Linked DNA regions of Homo sapiens: region 2 is linked to region 1. The links are chromatin contacts, found by Hi-C or POLR2A ChIA-PET in ENCODE. All regions are on one chromosome and are shown on one strand. The core of a region is the stretch at or near the end of the contact, and the rest is flanking DNA. Distances in the headings are between cores, read along the strand shown.

Region 1 (3,548 bases), core at 1,035-3,534:
TAGCTGGAATTACAGGTGCATGCCCCATACCCGGCTAATTTTTGTTTTTTTCATAGAGACATTGTTTCACCATGTTGCCCAGGCTGGTCTTGAACTCCTGACCTCAGGTGATCCACCTGCCTCGTCCTCCCAAAGTGCTGGGATTACACATGTGAGCCACTGTGCCTGGCCAAGACTACATTTTTAAAATGTCACTCTTATCAGTCAGGGTTCTTCAGAGAGACAGAGCCAATAGGTGATAGATAGATGATAGAAACGGATGGAGGTAGGTAGATAGATAATAGATGATTGATTGATTGATTGATTGACTGACTGATAGATGGATGAGAGGGGATTTATTGGGGGAATTGCCTCATGGGATTATGGAGGCTGAGAAGTCCCACAACAGGCCATCTCCAAGCTGGAGTCCCTGGGATGCAGGTAATGGTAGCGTGGCTCAGTCCAAGTCTGAAAGCCTCAGAACTAGAGAAGCCAGTGGCGTAATTCTCAGTCCAAGGCCAAAGGCCTGAAAACCAGAGGGCTGCTGCTGTTAAGTCCCAGTGTCAAGGCAGGAGAGCCTGGAGTTCTGATGCCCAAGAGCAGGAAGAGGAAAGTGTCCCAGCTCCAGGAGAAAGAGCAAGGAAATCCTCTGTCACCTTTATTGTTCTCTCCAGGCCCCCAGCTAATTAGATGGCGCCCGCCCACACTGGAGGCAGATCTTCCCCACTCAGTCCACTGACCCACATGCCAGTCTCTGGAAACTCCTGCACGGACACACCCAGAAATAATGCTTTACCGGTTGTCTAGGTGTTCCTTAATCCAGTCAAGATGACTGGATTCAAATTTAACCATCATAGGCACTCTGGCTACACGGAAGGAAATAGACTGGAAAGCGGGCAAGACTGGAGGAGCTCAAGCTGCCCGGCTGGCCAACCCTGAGAAAATGGAAGCCTGAAACAGGGGAGGTGTAGCAGGGATGGAGACAAGTGGGTTGTCTCAAAAGAAACCAAGACGGCAAGACCCAGAGGACTGGGGCACAGTTTTAGATGAAGTGCATCTGCGTTGGTGTAGAAAACTCCAGTGGAGATGATGGCAGTGTGGAGCTCAGGAGAGGGCTGGGCTGGGACTGAGACCTGGACATGTCAGGCACAGTGGTGGGTTGGAGCTGCCTGGAGAATGCCCAGTGGGAACGGGAGCAGAGTGCATGTGCAGCTCCTGTCCAGCATCCAGGGGGTTTCACGTCGTTCTTTACTCTTTGGAGGACGCCCTTGCAGAGCAGAGTGGAGCTCAAGGAAGACAGCAGGATGCACAGAAACTAAGAGTTCTGTATGCTAAATTATTCAGGAGCTCCTTACCCAGTATTTGAGGTTGATTTATTTCTTGCAGGAGCTATTTAAGACTTCTTTTAAGAGGCAGAGCAAACTCATATCCGACCTCTGTGCGTAAAGGAGTGCTTTTTTGGCAATTGTTTTATGATTAAGTTTTCAGGCTGAAGTTTTCCCTTCTGATAGTCATTCAAAATACAGTGTTTTGCTGCACCTGGGCACAATTATGTAAGACACAACTTAATAATTTAGCTTTTTTTTTTGAGACAGAGTCTCACTCTGTCGCCAAGCTGGAGTGCAGTGGTGCAATCTTGGCTCACTCCAAGTTCCGCCTCCTGGGTTCAAGCGATTCTCCTGCCTCAGCCTCCCGAGTAGCTGGGACTACAGGTGTGCGCAACCATGCCCGGCTAATTTTTGTATTTTTAGTAGAGACGGGGTTTTCACCATGTTGGCCAGGATGGTCTCGATCTCCTGACCTTGTGATCCGCCCGCCTCGGCCTCCCAAAGTGCTGGGATTACAGGCATGAGCCACCATGCCGGGATAATAATTTAGCATTTTTTACCAACCAAGAAGTCACACTTGTGATGGCTCCATGTTTCTCAGGCATTCTCTCCATAAAGTCCAACTTGGGTCCCTCTGTTCCCTCCCACCACACTAGAGTCCAGTAACCTCAGACTGGCTGATGTGATATAAATGGAAATGTTCCCTGTGGTGGAACTGTGCCAGGCTGTTAGCAGAACCCAGTTCCTCCCTGCCATGGTTGGCCCATTTTGTTCTCCCTGGGGAGATCGGTCTGGATTATCAGGAGGGTTTGGGTGGTGGATTTGGTCTGTTTTTGCTACATCAAACATCCCTGATGCTGATGGACTGAGAGAGGAGTCGGTGTCACAAGTGCACGCCCCTTCCCTTTGCTTGCATGACATTGCCCACGCCCTTCCCCTCCCTTCGCCTCTTCTCCCGGCTTTCCCTGCCTGCCTGAAACAGCTAAAATTAAGTCTGGCATAAGTCTGTTGAGACTTTAAGAAAACATTGCCATAAAAGGGCAACGACGACCACCAGCTTCAAGTTCTGTGTGCTGACAAATTCGTCTGTCTTTTGACCCTGTGCACATTAATGTACATACCTAAACTGTAAAAGCCCTCAAATTCCTGAAATTGACTTAGTGTGTTATAAAAAAAAAAAAAAAACCTCATGACTTTTTCTGTTGTTCCATGAGTAGCCTCCTTTCTAAGGAAGAAAACATAAGATTTCTTACTAAGTAAAAAACCTGTAGAAATAAATTCAATCCCACTAGCATATTACATAAAAACATTTTTATTTTAGGCTACTCCTGTACACCCATTCATTATCAAGTGGAGTTGCATAAAACATTAATTGTTAGAATTTCTACTCTCTACCAACTTCTGTAGTGATGGTTTATAGGTCTTTTCAGTCTGTGAACCACTTTTGCGGTCCTCCTGACGTACATACTGCCATTTGTTGCCCATTTCTGCCTCCCAAAAAACAACCCCTCACGATTACAGGTGAAATTGATGGTGCTTATCATAAACACCGGTAAGAATTTTTTTAAATTATTGCAAGAGACAAAAGCATAGACTTAGAACGAGAGATACTTCCTGTGTACCTTGGCTCACTCCAAGTTTTTTTAAAAAACTTTTTTTAAAAATTAAACTTTTTATTTTGAGATAATTGTATATTCACATATAGTTGTAAGAAATAATGCAGAGAGATCCTGTGCACCCTTTACCTAGTTCCCCGCAGTGGTAACATCTTGCAAAACTAAACAGTACAGGAGAAACTTGAATCCTCATACATTGCTGGTAAAAATGTAAAATGGTGCAGCCACCTTGAAAACAGTTCAGCAGGTCCTCAAAATATTAAATGTAGAGAGGCCAGGTGTGGTGGCTCATGCCTGTAATCCCAGCACTTTGGGAGGCTGAGGCGGGTGGATCACCTGAGGTCAGGAGTTCGAGACCAACCTGGCCAACATGGTGAAACCCCATCTCTACTAAAAATATGAAAATTAGCCGAGCATGGTTGTGCGCACCTGTAGTCCCAGCTACTCGGGAGGCTGAGGCAGGAGAATCACTTGAACCCAGGAGGCAGAGGTTGCAGTGAGCTGAAATCGCGCTACTGCACTCCAGCCTGGGTGACAGAGTGAGACTCCATTTCAAAACTAAATTTAAAATATATATATATTAAACATAGGGTTACCCTGTGGCCCAGCAATTCCACTCCTGTAT
Region 2 (3,171 bases), core at 42-2,541, 390 kb before region 1:
AAAAAAATTTTTAAAGAGATTTATTCTGAGCGAAATGAGTGTCTATGGCCCATGACACTGCCCTCAAGAGATCCTGAGAGCATGTACCCAAGGTGGTGGGGGCACAGCCTAGTTTTATACATTGTAGGGGAACATGAGTCTTCAATCAAATACAGGTATAGACTAGTTCGGGCAGGAAAGGTGGGACAACTCAAAGTGGCGGCTTCCAGGTCATGGGTAAGATGAGAGACAAACGGCTACATTCTTTTGAGCCTCTGCTCTGCCTTTTACTGAACACACAATTTACGCCATGGGGCAGGCAGAGGAATAGCCACTTGTGCCTTAGTCTGGCTCAGTGAATCTGCATTTTTACATAAATACAGGGCAGAGGAAGCCGTCAGACATGCATCTGTCTCAGGTGAGCAGAAGGATGACTTGAGTTCTGTCCCTGTTCCTCACCTGCGAAGACAAGCTGTCAATTTACACTGCCAGGGTGCAATTCCACACAACTGTTTCAGGGTAAAGATGTGGAGGTCCACAGCGAATTTCCTCCTGGCCAAAGGGTGAGGGAGCTGTGTGGCTTTTTATCTTTGCAGCTGTCTTAGGAACAAAACTTAGGGGCAGGTTTGCCTGACGCAGCTCCCAGCTTGACTTTGGCTTAGTGATTTGGGGTCCCGAGATTAAATTTCCTTCCACACTATTCTCCCTAGTTTTGTGTATGTGTGAACTATTCTATTTCTGGGCACTTTTAATTTTAAAAAGTGGACAATACTGATCTGGACTTCATTTTAGGAAATGCTGGGGGAGGCTGCAGGATCAGGTGTGCCTCCGTCCTAAATACGCGAAAACGAGGCCAGCGCCCTGGTCCTCGCCCCCACGCCCGCGAACAAGCCTCAGGAGACGCTGGGGGAGGCGCGGGGGCAGCGGCGTCTCCCGGAGACACGAGCCTCGCCCAGGGGGCGTGCGGGAGCCCAGGACCCGCGGGGAGCCAGGCGCTGCCCCGCCGCCGCCCCCAGCCTGCCCAGGCCCCGCGCGCCGCCGCCGCCGCAGCTCTCGAGGTGCTGAGGGACGCCGGGAGGCCGCCGCCTAGAGGGTACTCACCGCCTTGCCCGCAGCCCAGGATCGCCGCCTTCTGGGACTCGGGCTGCGGCATCTTCTCTCCCGCCACAGCCCCAGTCCGACCCGCAGGAGCGGCGCGGGCTGAACTGCCCCGGGGCCCAGCAGCCAGGCGTCGCGCAGGCGCTGGGCGCAGTGGCGGCCGCGCCTCCTCAGGCCCAGGGCCCTCGCCCAGTCCCCGAGCCGCTGCCTCCGCCCAGCGCCGCGCGTCCGCCGGCGCCGCGTGACAGGCGGCCCCGCCCCCGCGCCGCGGTGACGAAACCTCTCGCTGCCCTGACGTCACCGGCCGCCGCGCGCTGAGTCCTCCCTAGCGTTCGCGCAGAGGCGCCGCGCGTGGCCTGGCTCCTGTTGTCTGTCACCCGCGGTCTCAAAAGACCCCATTAATGACAAATGCCCTGCCTGTGGCCCCGGCTACTCCGGAGGCTGAGGCGGGAGCAGCGCTTGAGCCCGGGAGCTCTGCGCTGTATGCGCTGTGCCCATTGCGCGGCGACACGCATCTGTGTTCCGCATCGGTGTGGTGACCTCCCGGGAGCAGGGACCACCAGGTTCCCCAAGGAGTGGGGAACTGGCCCAGCTCGGAAACCGGGCAGGGCAAAACTCCTGTGCTGATCGGTAGCGGGATCGCGCCTGTGAATAGCCACTGCCCTCCAGCCTGGGCAATACAGCGAGACCCCATAAGTGAAAAAAAAAAAAAAAGACAAATGCCCTTAAACATATTAAAAGAAGTTAAACGCCACTTGTGATAGAAGAAAATGTAGATTAAGGTGTAAAGAGAGAAGTGGTGAAAAAAACACTCATACCTTGGTGATAATAGTGCAATGTATACAAATACCATAAAAGGGGAATTGGCAATTTTTAAGAAAAATGGTGTGGGCATTCATCTTTGGCCAATAATGCCAAGTTATATTGAAGAATATCTTAATACTAATCTTCTTTGCATTTCTGAAATAAATCCCACTTGGTTAAGAATATTTTTGAACTTTTTTAAAGAACTCATTGCTTCACAATTAAAGTCTGATGGGGTACACGCGTAGCAATGGAGGAACTTCTACAGCTACTATAAATTAAAGAGCACCACCTGAACCAAAGTAGTGGCCTTCTTGAGCTGAACTGAGCTAACCACATTCCCCAGCCCCTCTTCCACAGATACCCCATGGGGTTGTCAGGGTGTAGGGGATGCCATGTTGTACCACCCAGGTTTCCCCTTAAGGACTGAGGACTCATTTCTCCAGTTGTTGGGTGTGTAGGCCGCTGATGGCCCCCAGCTGAGTCTTGTGGCCACTTCCCTCAGCCAAAGAGAACTGCTGCTGGGTGCCAAGTTGAATGCTTTTGACTCCTTCTACCATGCTTGTGTCTTGATTGGAGATTGACAGATATTTCAGGTACTGGTTTCTCTTGCAAGGGCAGTGCAGACAGCACACAGGTATCTTTGCCCAGTTTCCTTCAATGGTTGCAGCTCATGTAAAATATACATAGTATAATATCAAATAAGCGTCATTGGGGATCAATCCTGCTGGGATCCCCCTCAGAAACTATTCACAGCAGTGGCAGGCAAACTAGGGCAAAGTCTACTAGGTATATTTAAAAGTGTATTACAAGTTTATTTAAATACATAAATATGTTTCCAGAAAGTAATCCTTCCAACTACCTAAACTAGTAATGAAAAATGTTAAATATCACCTTAAATATGTATAAGGGGATACTAAGTTCTTGTATTTAAACCTTATTATTTTAGTATATACTCAAGCAAAAGAGTTTGAAGACCAGACCTTTAGGGCCTCACTACTCAAATGGTGGTCCAGCAACAAGCGACACCAACGTCACCTGGAGTGTGTTAGAAATGGGGAGTCTTGTGCTCCACCTACTTAATTAAAATCTGCATTTTTACCAAGATTTCCAGGTGATTTATACACAAATTAACATTTGAAATCATGCTCTAGGATTAATCAGGGCATGTAAATTTCCATTGTTTCATCTTCTCCTGACCCTTGATAGTATCAGATATTTAAATATTTGCCAACCTGATGAGTATGAGATGCATCTGTTTATTACTTTAAATACTATTCTACCTGATTA

Evidence for each region. Hi-C counts contacts between places; a loop is a spot of excess contacts on that map. ChIA-PET counts read pairs that join two places held with the same protein, here RNA polymerase II (POLR2A). Pooled maps may share reads with other maps.
Region 2: a loop to region 1 is called in a map with no recorded cell type, with 2.7 times the contacts of the local background. The contact joins the promoter of GALNT11 here to the enhancer-like site in region 1. A Hi-C loop is called at or near these places in 5 of 168 maps with a recorded cell type or tissue (B cell, CD8-positive, alpha-beta T cell and naive thymus-derived CD4-positive, alpha-beta T cell), 5 of 37 single-sample maps with no recorded cell type and 15 of 50 pooled maps. POLR2A ChIA-PET finds 5 or more read pairs at or near these places in 2 of 52 experiments (HepG2 and activated naive CD4-positive, alpha-beta T cell).

Annotation. Positions count from the first base shown.
Region 1 is chr7:151,636,652-151,640,199 of GRCh38, reverse strand. The region is part of intron 4 of PRKAG2 (protein kinase AMP-activated non-catalytic subunit gamma 2); the gene reads left to right. Among named protein-coding and RNA genes, the nearest start is that of RHEB, 120 kb to the right of the region's middle. Within about 2 kb of position 2,284, at least 7 of the 41 ENCODE cell types and tissues checked have a DNase peak (open chromatin) inside an H3K27ac peak, as active enhancers do.
Region 2 is chr7:152,023,794-152,026,964 of GRCh38, reverse strand. It overlaps GALNT11 (polypeptide N-acetylgalactosaminyltransferase 11), which reads right to left and starts at 1,291. Exons shown (of 12, transcript NM_022087.4): 1 at 1,081-1,291. RefSeq lists silencers at 757-1,456, 2,307-2,601.